Linked DNA regions of Homo sapiens: region 2 is linked to region 1. A link is an interaction called in ENCODE POLR2A ChIA-PET data of the cell type or tissue named here. Cell type or tissue: OCI-LY7. All regions are shown on one strand.

Region 1 (8,000 bases):
TTCTATATCTAAAATATAATCCCGCTAATTCCTGACTTTACCAGAAGTTTATATAAAAAAATTATACACTAAGGAAGTTTTCTTTATACACTAAGAAAAAAGGGAAAACTTTTTCAATAGTTGAGTTTGTTTTTTAAAGACTGAACATATTTAAACAAACAAACAAACAAAAAACAAGGTTCTTTATATTAAAAGTTCCAAAGTAGGCCAGGCGCAGTGGCTCACGCCTGTAATCCCAGAATCTTGGGAGGCTGAGGAGGGTGGGTCACTTGAGTCCAGGGGTTCAAGACCAGCCTGGCCAACATAGTAAAACACCATCTCTACAAAAAATTAGCTGGGCATGGTGGTGCATGTTTGTAGTCCCAACTACTTGGGAGACTAAGGTAGGAAGATCACCTGTGCCCAGGAGGTCAAGGCTACAGTGAGCCATGATCGTGCCACTATACTCCTGCCTGACAGAGTGAGACCCTGTCTCAAAAAAAAACAAATAAAAAAAGAGCTCTAAAATATTGAGAAATAAATTCATTTTAATGAAAAGCTGGCAAACAGCATATAAATTTAGAAACATTTATGAATACCAACTTGGAAATTCAAACAGAAAACACAGCAGCCACTGAACAAAAGAGAAGCTAACATAAATCTCTTTCTATCCATTATAAAAATATTTTCACCTTCAAATGTATGTCTACAGTGATTTTGGGTTAAGTTTCTTCTGTATATTTTAAATCTGAATCAAAGCAAGAGATTGCTGGCCGCCTTATGCTTTTCATGAGGGGAAAGAACTCTCCAGTGGTAACAAACATAACTGAGAGAACTTTTCCATACTGTGACTACATGTTATCTTAGTCTCTGCTTCACTGACCAGAAAAAAATGGACTTGCTAAAAAGCCAACTTGGTGGTGATTTTTTAAAAGTCAGCAATTACATAAATGTAGAAGGGCATTAGTAAACTCTATCCAAAACCAAGTCTGGGATCTAAATTCATTGTGTATTCTTTCCTAGTGTATCAAAGAAGGTTAAGAGGGCAAGGAAAATAGTCAACTATTACAACTTTATTGACAAAACCATAACACAGCTGTCACTCAAACACCACCCCTTCACCACTTACCAAAAAAAAAAAAAAAAAAAAACCAAACCAAAAATTAGCCTAAAGGAAAAGTGAAGAAGAAATGTTCAAATTAAAAGTAACTTTCATTGTGTACATATACATGTTTTTAAATAATTCTAATTCTCAAATACTTTTATTTTCTATTGGAACAATCCCTCCTCCTTAGAAAAATTTTTAAGTATTGATATCTAATGTTTACATTCTTATACTGAGCTTTCTTTGGAAAGGATGTGGTTAACATATATGGAGCATTACTAAAATATAGAGGGCACTATTTGGCAACATCTGGAGTAAATTAGTTTACTTTAGGGCCTGCCTTTCTTCTATTTATATTAACTGTATATTTCTTCAAGTGTTCTACAGTATTTACTGATAGGCAATTTAATGAGATTGTTGCTTGTAACACACTTCCTAAGGACCCAACACTTTACACAGTCAGGAAGCACTAGATGACTGGCAAAGTCACTCTAAGGCATGCATGGAAAATTCTATAGGAAGAAAGGCAAGAAGCCTAGTGCAGCTCACCTGTTATTTTATATGTTCTTGATGCCAATCACTATTAGTCTGTCTGGTGCTTAGTTCATGACATTAAATGCTCTTATATTACCACTAGTACTAATAAAAATGATGTAACATGAACATTCCTTCCCTGGCCTCAAGCCACAAAACCATGAGGATCAAAGTTAAAAAAAAAAAAAAAAGCAACAACCCTATTATGAAACAGTATGCTATTTCATACTGCTGGTGGGAGTATAAATCAGCACAATCTTTACAGAGAGCAATTTTGAAATCTCATCCTACAAATATACTTGACCACTCATGAAATGACACACTCTGAGTTATTCACTGTAGCACTGCTTTTAACAACTACAAAAGAGAGTTCATCAGTAGACACTAGTTTAAAACATAGTATATCCATACAATGGAATATTCTGCATCTGTAAAAATGAACAAGGAAGCTCATGATATGAAAAAAGCTTTAGGAAATACTGTCAGCTTAGAAAGGAAGAACGACAGATGTGAGAATGCATTTTTTCAGTGGCTAGATTGTTTGTTCTATGAACCATGTGAATGGATTACTTATCCTCTCCATGCAAGAAAACAAAACAAAACCGAGAAACTAATAATAGTGATTATCTTTAGAGGGGAGAGAAATGAGGAACAAGGGTGAAAGGATGACTCTTTCAATGTATACCGTTCAAATATTTTTAAATCCTCATGTATATGGTAAAATGATCTTTGACAAGAGTGCCAAGACCACTCAATGGGAAAAGAACAATCTCTTCAACAAATTGTGCTAGGAAAACTAGACATCCACATAGAAAAGAATGAAGGTGGATCATATACGCCATACACAAAAATTAATTCAAAATGGACTAAGGATCTAAATGTAAGACTCAAAACTATAAAATTCCTAGAAGTAAACACAGGGGGGAAAGTTTCGTGACACTGGATTTGTCAATAATTTCTTGGAAATGACACCAAAAGCTCAGGCAACGAAGACAAATGGGACTACATCAAAGTTAAAAGTTCAGTGCATCAAAGGACACAATAAAGAAAAAAGGCAACCTGTAGAAGAGAAGAAAATATTTGCAAGTCATGTATCTGACAAAGAGTTAATATCCAGAATATAAAAATATCTCCTACAACTCAACAACAACAAAAATCAAATAACCCAATTTAAAAATGAGCAAAGGACTGGAATAAACGTTTCTCCAAAGACGATATACAAATTGCCAATAAGCGTATGAATAGATGATAGATGTTCAACATAACTAATCATCAGAGAAAATACAACTCAAAACCACAATGAGATATTACCCCACACCCATTAGGGTGGCTACTAGCAAACAAACAAACAAACCAGAAAATAACAATTGTTGGCAAAGATGTTAAGATACTAGAAACCTTGTGCACTGTTGGTAAGATTATAAAATAATGCAACTATTATAAAAAAAAGCATGGAGGTTACTCGAAAAATTAAAAGTAGAACTACCATATGATCCAACAATCCCACTTCTGTGTATATATCCAGAAGAATGGAAAGCAGGGTCTTGAAGACATATTTGTACACCCATGTTCACAGAAGCATGACTCACAATAGCAAGAGGCAGAAGCAGGTATCCACTGATTAATGAATGGATAAATGAAATTGGTATATACATACACTATATATACATACAATTCCTTAAAAAGGAAGGAAATCCTGTCACAATGCAACATGGATGAAGCTTGAGAACATTATGCTAAGTGTAGTGAGCCAGTCACAAAAATAAAAAAATACTGTATGATTCCACTAATATGAGGTATCTAAAGGAGTCAAATTTATAGAAACAGGAAGTATAATAATACTTGCCAGGGACAGCGGAAAGTAGAAAAGACGAGTTGTTTAAAAGGTACAGAGTTTCAGTTTTGCAAAATGAAGACGTTCTAGAGATCTGTTTCACAATAAAGCAAGTACTTATACATGACACTACTGAGTGGAACACTTAAAATGGCTAAGGTGGTAAATTTCATGTTATATGTTCCTTAACACAAATATTTTTAAAAGTTTATAACCATTTGAAAACACTGGTGATGAAAATTAAAAAACAAAAATAAAAACAAAGCAAGCAACTAGATCCAACTACTTTCCTTCCCCAGTGAGAAAGGAAGTGTTGCTATAGACAGTCAATGCATGTCACTGTCTTGACTTCAGTGGACAAATACCTGCTCTGCTAAAAAAGAAAGATCACTGGGTTAACATCCCTATGTTTGGCTGCTGTCCTACCTTGTCAGCCTCCACACCAGACTTCTCAAGAGCAGATCTCAATTCTGAAGCCTCTGCGTGCTGATGCACACTCACATCTTTATGTTATGGCATAGCCTCTGGCTCAATTTTACCTTGAAATAGTTCTTTGGAAGTCTTTTTCTTGGCATTGGTCCTTCTCAACCTCTCTGCTGATTTTAAGCTTAATGGCCTTCTCTACTGGTTAGGATTCTATATATGTTTCTACCTTTCTGACCACTGAATCTGCCTCCTTTACCTCCCTAAAACTAGGTATTACTATGGTCCTGCCTGCCTTCAGCCTCCTTTTGATTCTCCACTTGTTCTGTCTTAACTATCTAATGTATATTACTGTCCACAGTTATCTTTATTACCCTAATATTGTTGCTCCCAGATCCAACCTCTCCCCCCAAACCCCAATGTTTGAATTTCTAGCTGTCTGTTAGTCTCCATATGAATATGATCTAATCATCATGGCTCTTTTAAACAAGACAGAGCCACCCATACACCATGAAACCAGTACCACATACAAGCAGTCCTCTAAAACCTTCAGATTAATTACTACCTTGGGCCACTTACCTTGGCCTGTTTTGAGCTCTGTGGTCTGACTTTTCATCATTGTGCATTTTTCCACTGATGCTATGCTTCACTCTTTGGCCTGATACTTTGATAAAGATTCTCTAATGTCTGTTGATATTCCTCTCAACATAAATCAAGTTCTTCCTCTGGCCAAGCTGTCTTTGGCTACTGTTAAACATCTTGCCCAATCTGAGAACCTTTAAATTGATACTGCACTTCACTGCTGGCTCTCCCTCAAGCAAACAAGATGAGGATATACCTACGTTTCAAACCGTTTCAGTGACCTCCTCCAGACACCTGCTGGACCTCCCGTGTTCCCTTTGTATCCTAATGGCTTCACTCTGATTCCAAGGATGAATGAAGTCTTAGTCACAGTCATTTTTGCCTCCCTCCCTCTATTATGTGATTAAAAACATAAAATTTACCACCGTAACCATTTTTAAGTGTAAAGTTTAACAGTGTTAAGTATATCCACACTGGGCCAGGCATGGCGGCTCATGCCTGTAATCCCAGCACTTTGGGAGGCCGAGGCAGGTGGAACACCTGAGGTCAAAAGTTCGATACCAGCCTGGCCAACATGATGAAACCCCGTCTCTACTAAAAATACAAAAATTAGCCAGGAATGGTGGCGGGAACCTGTAATCCCAGCTACTTGGGAGGCTGAGGCAGGAGAATTGCTTGAACCCAGGAGGCAGAGGTTGCAGTGAGCCTAGATTGCACCACTGCACTCTAGCCTAGGGAACAAGAACGAAACTCCATCTCAAAAAAAGTAGTATATTCACACTGTTATGAAAAAGATCTAACATTTTCATCTTGCAAATATGAAATTCATTAAGTAACTACCCTTTCCCTCATCATCCCACTCTTTTTTAACCCCTAATGTGAATTATTTCATAAACCCTGTTAATTCTTTCTCAGTAATGCCATAAAAATCATAAGATTTAATGGTATAAGAGATCTGAAAGGTCACCTGACACAGCTTCTATAATATGTATTCGTAACCTCAAAAATTTTCACAATAAATGGTTATCTGGCTGTAGTTTACACACATCAACAGATGGCAAGACAGTCATATCATCCTTGAACACTGATAAGGTTTGGCTCTGTGTCCCCATCCAAATCTCATCTTGTAACTCCCATAATTCCCATGTGTTGTGGGAGGGACCTGGTGGGAGATGATTGAATTATGTGGGCAGGTCTTTCTCATGCTGTTCTCATGATAGTGAATGAGTCTCACGAGATCTGACGGTTTTAAAAATGGGAGTTTCCTTGCACAAGCTCTGTTTGCCTGCTGCCATCCATGTAGGATGTGACTTGCTTCTCCTTACATTCCACCATGATTGTGAGGCCTCCCCAGCCATGTGGAACTGTTAAGTCCAATAAACCTTTCTTTTGTAAATTGCCGAGTCTCAGATATGTCTTTATCAGCAGTGTGAAAATGAACCAGTACAGTAAATTGGTACCAGTAAAGTGGGGTGCTGCAGAAAAGATACCCAGAAATGCGGAAGCGACTTTGGAACTGAGTAACAGGCAGAGGTTGGAACAGTTTGGAGAGCTCAGAAGAAGATGACAGAAAAATGTGAGAAAGTTTAGAAGTCCCTAGAGATTTGTTGAATGGCTTTGACAAAAATGCTGATAATGATATGGACAATGAAATCCACGCCGAGATGGTGTCATATGGAGATGAGAAACTTGTTGGGAAATGAAGCAAAGGTGACTCTTGTTATGTTTTAGCAAAGAGACTGGCGGCATTTTGTCCCTGCCCTAGAGAACTGTGGAACTTTGAACTTGAGAGAGATGATTTAGGGTATCTAGTGGAAGAAATTTCTAAGCAAAGCATTCAAGAGGTGACTTGGGTACTGTTAAAGGCATTCAGTTTCGAAAGGGAAACAGAGCATAAAAGTTTGGAAAATTTGCAGCCTGACAATACAATAGAAAAGAAAATCCCATTTTCTCAGGCAAAATTCAAGACAGCTGCAGAAATTTGCATAAGTTACAAGGAACTGACTGTTAATCACCAAGACAATGGGGAAAATGTCTCCAGGGCATGTCAGAGACCTTTGCAGCAGCCCCTTCCATCACAGGCCCAGAGGCCTAGGAGGAAAAAGTGGTTTCATAGGCTGAGCCCAGGGTCCCTGTGCTGTGTGCAGCCTAAGGACACGGTGCCCTGTGTCCCAGCCACTCCAGCCGTGGCTGAAAGGGGCCAACATAGAGCTCAGGCCGTGGCCTCCAAGGGTGCAAGCCTCAAGCCTTGGCAGCTTCCACGTGGTGTTGAGCCTGTGAGTACACAGAAGTCAAGAATTGAGGTTTGGTAACCTCCACCTCGATTTCAGATGTATGAAAATGCCTGTATGCCCAGGCAGAAGTTTGCTGCAGGGGCGGGGTCCTCATGGGGAACCTCTGCTAGGGCAGTGCAGAAGAGAAATGTGGGGTCAGAGTCCCCACACAGAATCCCTACTGGGGTACTGCCTAGTGGAGCTGTGAGAAGAGGGCCACCATCCTCCAGAACCCAGAATGGTATCACTGATAGCCTGCACCATGTGCCTGGAAAAGCCATAGACACTCAACACCAGCCCCTGAAGGCAGCCAGGAGGTAGGAGCTGCCCAAGACTGTGGGAACCTACATCTTGCATCAGTGTCACCTGGATGTGAGACATGCAGTCAAAGGAGATCATTCTGGAGCTTTAAGATTTGACTGCCCCACTGGATTTCAGACTTGCATGGGGCCAGTAGCCCCTTTGTTTTGGCCAATTTCTCCCATTTGGAATGGCTGTATTTACCCAATGCTTGTATCCCCATTGTATCTAAGAAGTAACTAACTTGCCTTTGATTTTACAGGCTCATAGGCGAAAGGGACTTGACTTGTCTGGGATGAGACTTTGGACTGTGCACCTCTGAGTTAATGCTGAAATAAGTTAAGACTTTGGGGGACTGTTGGGAAGGCATAATTGGTTTTGAAATGTGAGGATATGAGATTTGGGAGGGGCCAGAGGTGGAATGATATAGTTTGGTTCTGTGTCTCCACAAAATCTCATCTTGCAGCTCCCATAATTCCCATGTGTTGTGGGAGGGACCCAGTGGAAGACAACTGAATTATGGGGATGGGTCTTTCCCATGCTGTTCTCGTGATAGTGAATAGGTATCATGAGATCTGATGGTTTTAAAAATGGGAGCTTCCTTGTACAAGCTCTCTTTGCCTGCTGCCATCCACATAAGATATGACTTGCTCCTCCTTGCCTTTCACCATGATTGTGAGGTCTCCCCAGCCATGTGGAACTGTTAAGTCCAATAAACCTCTTTCTTTTGTAAATTGCCCAGTCTCGGATATGTCTTTATCAGCAGCATGGAAATGGACTAATACAAACACTTACTATTAGAAGTTCTTCTGTACGTTGCTCTAAAATCTTTTTCACTCTTATTTTGCAACACTGATAATTCTGCCACCACAATAAACTGAACAAGATTAATCTGTCTCTTATGAAATTCCTCAAAATCTTACAGAGAGCATTATATTTTCCCAAATTATCCTTCAATGGTCTGTACAGT
Region 2 (8,000 bases), 100 kb after region 1:
CTACCATGATTATGAGGCCTTCTCAGCCATGTGGAACTGTAAGTTCATTAAACATCTTTCTGTTGTAAATTGCCCAGTCTAGGGTATGTCTTTATCAGCAGTGTGAAAATGAGCAAATACAGTAAATTGGTACCAGTAGAGTAGGGTCCTGCTGAAAAGATACCTGAAAATGTGGAAGCAACTTTGGAAGTGGGTAACAGGCAGAGGTTGGAACAGTTTGGAGAGCTCAGAAGAAGACAGAAAAATGTGGGAAAGTTTGGAACTTCCTAGAGAGTTGTTAAATGGCTTTGACGAAAATGCTGATAGTAATGTGAACAATAAGGCCCAGGCTTAGGAGGTCTCAGATGGAGATGAGGAACTTGTTTGGGAACTGGAGCAAAGGTGACTCTTGTTATATCTTAGCAAAGAGATTGGAGGCATTTTCCCCTGCCCCAGAGATTTGTAGAACTTTGAACTTGAGAGAGATGATTTAAGGTATCTGGCAGAAGAAATTTCTAAGCAGCAAACCATTCAAGACGTGACTTGGGTGCTGTTAAAGGCATTCAGTTTTATAAGGGAAGCACAGCATAAAAGTTCAGAAAATTTGCAGCTTGACAATGCAATAGAAAAGAAAAATCCATTTTCTGAGGAGAAATTCAAGCTGACTGCAGAAATTTACATAAGTAACGAGGAGCCAAATGTTAATCACCCAGGCAATGGGGAAAATGTCTCTAGGGCATCTCAGAGGTCTTCATGGCAGCACTTCCCATCACAGGTCTGGAGGTTTAGGAGGAAAAAGTGGTCTTGTGGGCCAGGCTCAGGGTCCCCATGCTGTGTGCAGCCTAGGGACTTGGTGTCCTGCATCCCAGCCACTCCAGCCAAAGCTGAAAGGGGCCAATATAGGGCTCGAGTCGAGGCTTCAGAGGGTGCAAGCGTCAAGCCTTGGCGGCTTCCATGTGATATTGAGCCTGCCAGTGCACAGAAGTCAAGAATTGAGGTTTGGGACCTCTGCCTAGATTTCAGAGGCTGTATGGAAACTCCTGGATGCCCAGGCAGAAGTTTGCTGCAGGGGCAGGGCCCTTATGGAGATCCTCTGCTAGGACAGTGCAGAAGAGAAATGTGGGGTTGAATCCCCCACACAGGGTCTCTACTGGGCGACTGCCTAGTGAAGCTGTGAGAAGAGGGCCACCATCCTCCAGATTTCAGATTAGTAGAACCACCGACAGCTTGCACCATGCACCTGGAAAAGCCACAGACACTCAATGACAACCTGTGAAAGCAGCCAGGAGGAGGGATATACCCTGCAAATCCATATGGGCAGAGCTGCCCAAGGCCATGGGAGCCTACCTCTTGCATCAGCTTGACCTGGATATGAGACATGCAGTCAAAGAAATCATTTTGGAGCTTTAAGATTTGACTTCCCCACTGGATTTTGGACTTGTGTGGGGCCTGTAACCTCTTTGTTTTGGCCAATTTCTCTCATTTGGAATGGCTGTATTTACCCAATGCCTGCATTCCCATTGTATCTAGGAATTAACTAACTTGCTTTTGATTTCACAGGCTCATAGGTGAAAGGGACTTGCCTTGTCTCAGATGAGACTTTGGGCTGTGGACTTTTGAGTTAATGCTGAAATGAGTTATGACTTTGGGAACAGTTGGGAAAGCATGATTGGCTTTGAAATGTGAAGATGTGAGATTTGGGAAGAACCAGGGGTGGAATGATATGGTTTGGCTGTGTCTTCACCCAAGTCTCATCCTGAATTCCCATGTGTTGTGGGAGGGACCTAGGGGGAGGTAATTGAGTCATGGGGACAGGTCTTTCCCATGCTGTTCTCATGACAGTGAATAAGTCTCACAAGATCTGATGGTTGTAAAAAGGGGAGTTTCCCTGCATAAGCTCTCTTCTCTTGTCGACCACCATGTGAGACGTGCCTTTCACCTTCTGCCATGATTGTGGGAGGCCTCCCCAGCCACGTGGAACCGTAAGTCCATTAAACATCTTTCTTTTGTAAATTGCCGAGTCTCAGATATGTCTTTTTCAGCAGTGTGAAAACGAACTAATACACTGACCCAGCCTGGACTTTGCTGGGTGGCCTGCTTCACCCTCCAACCTTAGTATTCTCACTGTCACTTTCAACTGATGATTTGGATCCTTACCTTTGTCTACACCATCTCCCAACATGTTGCTTATGAGGAAAAAGATGCCGACAAATATGCATTAGACAAATCAACACTAAATCCACAAAATTTTCAGAATCCTGTTTAATGTTAAAATAAATGTCCTAGAAATAGCTAAAATCAAACCATAAGGAACTGAGGTCTGGAATGTTTTCCAGAAGGTTTATACACATGACACAATTACCATTCCTGTGTGATAAAACTAACGATGAGGATTCCAGTAAAATCTCATTAAATAAACAGTATTTAAGAAGCTGAGATAATTCTAGCATAGGTAAGATCACGATCTTTGTACTTTTTCTATGAAAGTGTTTGATAAATAAACTATAAATAGAAAAAAATCACGAGGGAACTATTAGCTTTCCTTAGGAAGTCCTTTCAGGCACTCTTGAAATTCTGTAGCAGCATTTATTTGCATATGAATGATGAACTAATTAAAAATGATTTTTACCTGTTTGTTAAAACAGGTCCAAAAGGAACTCTCCTTGAAAATGTCTGAGAATCAGCTCATATTTTGAGAGAACTTAAAAATACATTCGTAGATATCAAAAAGAATTTTATAAATCAGATTTTAATTCACTTAAGCCTTTCAGATAATTATTCTGAATTAGAATTTTCACTGTGTTAAGCTATTTTACCTATGTACTGATAACTTTTAACAAAGTGTTTTGGGAAGGATAGCAAATGGAGAATTACTTTGAATATTTTAACCCAGATAAGTCAGCCCAGACAAACCTAGTTGCATATTATGGGACCAAACTGCAACACATTGCCTGAAAAGAAAGGTCATGAAAAACACAAAAAGATAAGAGCAGTATCCTTCTACAAGTGGCTCTGCTTATGTCTTGAAATAAGTCTTCCTCCGTGGAATACAGGTGGAATGCCCCATTTGTTCTCTCAGGAATGTGTTTCTTCTCGAAGAGTTCAGCATAGCTATTATGAAACAGATGGGTATAAATGTGAAAATGTTTGTATTTCCTATGTTATTTGCTTCCAAATTATATATGCTTTTGATTGTTATTTTGTAATTCCAGTTTCTGGCAGCAATAGACTTGTTATCCTAAAATGTTAAATCCCTGTGCATTGTAGTGAACAGCATTTTCTACTTGTTACCATAGATCCAATTTTATGACGATTTTTAATTTTGATCTTGTGGTTCTTTTTAAACTTAAAAATCAAGTATATTTTTCTTAATTTTCTGTCTCTCTCCAAGTGCTCCCTCCACCACCGTCCTTATTACCAAATCTCCCCGTCTTTACTTTTCTGGTCACCTCCAGCCCCAATCAACAAAACCCGTGAACTTTTGGAATTGCCACTTGGCAAGGGTAATGATTATCTGTTTCAGTTCTGAAATTCAGTGCCAAATATTTCAACTTAACTCGGCCTTTAATCAAGCTAATCAAGTCACAGATTAAGCCATCCAAATTCACAGCTTGCTAATGAACTAGACAAGTATGGAATGGAGGAGGAAACTGGAACAGAACACTCTGGGTACTGTATGATCCTATTCGTCCCTCTGTCACCTCTTTCACCAAGAAAATTTTCTTTTTTTTTTTTCTTTTGAGACAGAGCCTCACTCTGTAGCCAGGCTGTGGTGCAGTGGTGTGATCTCAGCTCACTGCAACCTCCGCCTCCCAGGTTCAAGCGATTCTCCTGCCGCAGCCTCCTGAGTAGCTGGGACTATAGGCGCATGCCACCATGCCCAGCTAATTTTTTGTATTTTTGGTACAGGCGGGGTTTTACCATGTTGGTCAGGCTAGTCTTGGACTCCTGACCTCGTGATCCACCCACCTCCGCCTCCCAAAATGCTGGGATTACAGGCGTAAGCCATCGTGCCCAGCCGAAAATTTTCCTCTGCTTCCATCTAAATGACCAGTTCTTTTACATTCTCCTTCCTTTACAGTAGTTATCAGTATTTGCTAGTGCTTCTCAATCATTTTCAACATATATATGTAGTTTTTCCCTGAAGTTTTGCTTTCTATAGTTTTATTACAAAAATCAAAGTGTTTCCTTCAAAAACATAAAAATATAATGTTGAATTATTTTCCTCTCATCCATCCTGAGGAGTGGAGGGGTTTGACTCTCCATTTTCCAACATGGCCCACTTTGAGAATCACCAGTCCAACTAACTGTACAGTTCTTTGGAGCTTGACTAGTGAACTGTCAAAATTGAGAAAGAAACCCTAAAGAAAAGTTGTGGTTGTTGTAGATATTCTAAATTGCATTAAACCAAGAGTTTGGGCTATAAATAGGGATGTAGCTGGTCCCTGGGGAAAATGTTTAAGTTCTAAGTTGATACTAGAACTTTACAATAATGACTTTAGATTCTAATAAAAACTAGCAGCCCATGGTAATCCTTGTGCTTCCATCCATGCTAAAGAAAATTTAGAGAGCTGTTTGACTAATTGAAACAAATTTTCTGTTTTCAATCTCTTATTCAAAATATGTGGTTCTGCACTGTAGCTTTCGTACTAAATTGGCCTACGCACATTACTGGGAAAAAAAAATAAAAGCCGGAAGTTAGTGACAGCCTAATGGATAAAGCTGAACAAATTGGAACAATGGAGTAAGCTTGACTCTGTTCGCATTTCTCTGACTTTGGGAACTTTGAGCTTTCTAAAACTGAATTTTTTTTTAATCTTCCTTGGCAAGGCACTGAGCTAGGATTCATCTATGAACATGAAATATTGAAAATATTTAAATTTACACATGTTTTTCATTGTGGAACTATATTTTTCCTTTTAGTTATCAATATACAATAAGTTTATTCATAGTATTTTTTTCTTTTTGATCAAAATAAATTATCAATATTATCTCATCATAAACCCTACTGCTCCCTGTGGAGTACAGTAATGTTATCTTTTTAAAAATTTTTTTTAATTTGGCTGACAGAATCTAGAAATAAAGAAGTTTGTTCAAGCTAAACAGTGTTACAGTGCTGCAGGTAGAAATATAATTCAAGATGACAGGGTCTAAAATTTCTCAATCATGTTTTAATACAATAACAAATTTATTGACTGTATATGGTTTCAAGGAAACTTAGTAAAGACAAAATTTTCTTTAGAGGATGTCTGTTGACATCGTTATACAAAAAAAAAAAAACCCTCCTAAGTAAGCATATGTAAAAATTTATAAGAAATATAAAGGACTTCTATTGCATTCAATATTATGGAGATCTTGCCTAATAGATGTTGGCATTCAGACATGCTTCAGGTCAGGGAAAATCAGACGAAATCTACTTCTAAATGTATTCAATTCTCTCTGGAACATAATAACCTCTTGAAATATATTTGGTAGTTCAATTACCAATTCTTGTTTCTTTGCCAGAAATACGTTTCTGGCAATGATGTGCAATGAACTTGGCCTTGCCATAATACTGTTCTTTGGCTTCTGGCTGCAGATATGTTTCTTTCATGGGAGTCAATGATGCTTTACAGTAATGCCTTTTCTGGTCTTGTGATATATTACTTTTTAATATTTCGCCACAAGAATGTCTGCAAATTGAAAAAATTTAAGTTTCTGAACACTGAATGTCACTTTTGAATATAAATGTGATATTTTGGTGGTAGAATGTTTCAAAGGGATACATGAAGCCAGGCATGGTGGCTTATGCCTATAATCCCAGAACTTTGTGAGGTCAAGACAGGAGGATTGCTTGAGGCCAGGAGTGCGAGACTACCCTGACCAGCATGGCAAAACACCATCTCTATTCTAAATAAATAAATAAATAATTTCTAAAAAGGGATACGTGAATGCTACTTGAACTCTTCGAGGCCACATTTTGGGAAATGGAGTTATCTGAGTGTATATGAACCACCTTTTTTTTCCAGTGTACTATGTACCTTCCAGTATTTCCTCTAGCCACCAAGCTGTTTTTACGTATTCCTTTAGGACTAAGTGTGCTTTTAGGGTAGAAATACTGTTGACATGGTCACTGCTCTCATGTCTGTACAAGACTGCTAACACATGCACTGCCATGTTGAAAAGGAGCCACATGTAGGGCAATATATTAAAACCAACTTACTGTTTTTAAATATAATGCGTGCTCAATGTAAACAAAATCTCACATAACAGAAAAGTACAGAAAAGAAAGTAAACATATACCTAAAATTCATCACCATAGAGAAAGCTTGATATCAGTGTGGTGAATATCCTCTAGACATTTCTCTGTGCAAATACACACGTTTATAGACAAACACAGTTTCACATAAATGAAATCATACTGCACTTGCTGTTCTGAAACATGCTTCCTTTCAGTCCACCATTTGTCCCAGACATCTTTCCATACCTATCAGTACAGAGCTACTTTTCTCTTTTACAGGCTGCAGTGTGTTCTACTGAATGCATGTACCATAATTTACTTAATTATCTGGGCTGATTCTGAATTTCTATTATGAACAAAGCCACAGTGAGTATCCTTATGGTTCCAGCTGTTCTCATGTTTTCAGTTATTCCTTTTGTATTAATTCCTATATGTGGCAGTTTGGGTTATTTTTATGCATATTGCCAAACTGTACTCTAGAAGTATTATATTAATTTACATTTACACCAATAGGATATGAGAGTATCCATTTCCTGAAATCATCTCCAACTCTGAATGTTACTATCTTTTAAAATATTTAACAATTGGACAAAAAAAAAAGTATTTCAACGATGGTTTTAATATTGTTTGACTGGTCTTTGGTTTCTAATAAACTAGACCATCTAATATATGTATTGGTCATTTGGATATCTTCTTTTTATAAATTTTCTGTCCATTATCTTTTGTCATTTTTCTTTTGTTTGTTCTTCCTTGTATGTAAGATATATTTTTATTTTCAGCCCTTTGTTATAGATCATGCTGCAAAAACATTTCTCAATTTGTCCTCTCTCTCTTCCTTCTTTATAGTGTGAGTTGTGAGTTTGTTTTTTGTTTGATCGTTTGCAACACAGAACTTTAAAATGTCAAAGTTATCAATTTTATTCTTTTTGGTTCCTGAATTTTTGTAATATTGTTTTAAAAGGCCTGCCATCCCTTAAAGGAAAAATATCCATTATTTTTCTTTTAGCACTTCTGACATTTCATCAGTCACACTTGCATCCATGATCCATCTAGAAGACATTTGTGTGTAAGGAGTTGAAATCTTTTTTTAATTGAGAACTAAATATATATATATTTATGGTGTACAACCTGATGTTGTAAAATATGTATATTTTGTGAAATGGCTTAATCTAGCTAATTAGCATTACCTCACATACTTATCATTATTTTGTGTGTGGTGAGAACACTTAAAATCTACTTTCTTAGCAATTTTCAAGTATATAATACATTGTTATTAACTATAGCTACATATTGTACAATAGAACTCTTGAATTTATTTCTCCAGTCTAACTGAAATTTTGTATCCCTGGACCAAGGGCTCCCCACTCTACCCCACCCCCGGCCCCTGATAACCACAATTCTGCTTGGGAGTTGAAATCTTGATCTGTTTTATTTTTCCCAGATAACTGACCTGTTGTCCAAAACCCTTACGGAGTAATCAATTTTTTACCATGTTTTTTGAAATTTTACCTTTATCATATAAGTGAATATGTATAAATATATCCACAATAGTGATTAATTGTATTTGGAATCAGACGACAGAACTCAGTAAAATTTGATCATTTTCTTTTTTTTTTTTTTTTTTTTTTTTTTGAGATGGAATTTCACTCCCTCACCCAGGCTGGAGTGCAATGGCGCAATCTTGGCTCACTGTAACCTCCGCCTCCTGGGTTCAAGAGATTCTCATGCCTCAGCCTCCTGAGTAGTTGGGACTACAGGCGTGTGCCACCATACCCGGCTAATTTTTGTATTTTTAGTGGAG

The links. Peaks named below come from ENCODE experiments on the same cell type or tissue, not always from the same donor. Only the 100,000 strongest peaks of a DNase experiment are listed, where the experiment ranks them.
Region 2: POLR2A ChIA-PET joins it to region 1 with 5 read pairs; 2 of 35 experiments call an interaction of 5 or more read pairs at or near these places.

The regions. Positions count from the first base shown.
Region 1 is chr4:165,282,640-165,290,639 of GRCh38, reverse strand. All of the region lies in intron 5 of KLHL2 (kelch like family member 2), which reads right to left. Among named protein-coding and RNA genes, the nearest start is that of GK3, 6.9 kb to the right of the region's middle. In OCI-LY7, CTCF peaks have their summits at 1,166 and 1,387; a DNase peak (open chromatin) is centred at 3,479; H3K4me3 peaks cover 879 bases; H3K27ac peaks cover 1,144 bases.
Region 2 is chr4:165,181,107-165,189,106 of GRCh38, reverse strand. No RefSeq gene overlaps it. Among named protein-coding and RNA genes, the nearest start is that of KLHL2, 22 kb to the left of the region's middle. In OCI-LY7, no CTCF peak of the experiment used is centred here; no DNase peak of the experiment used is centred here.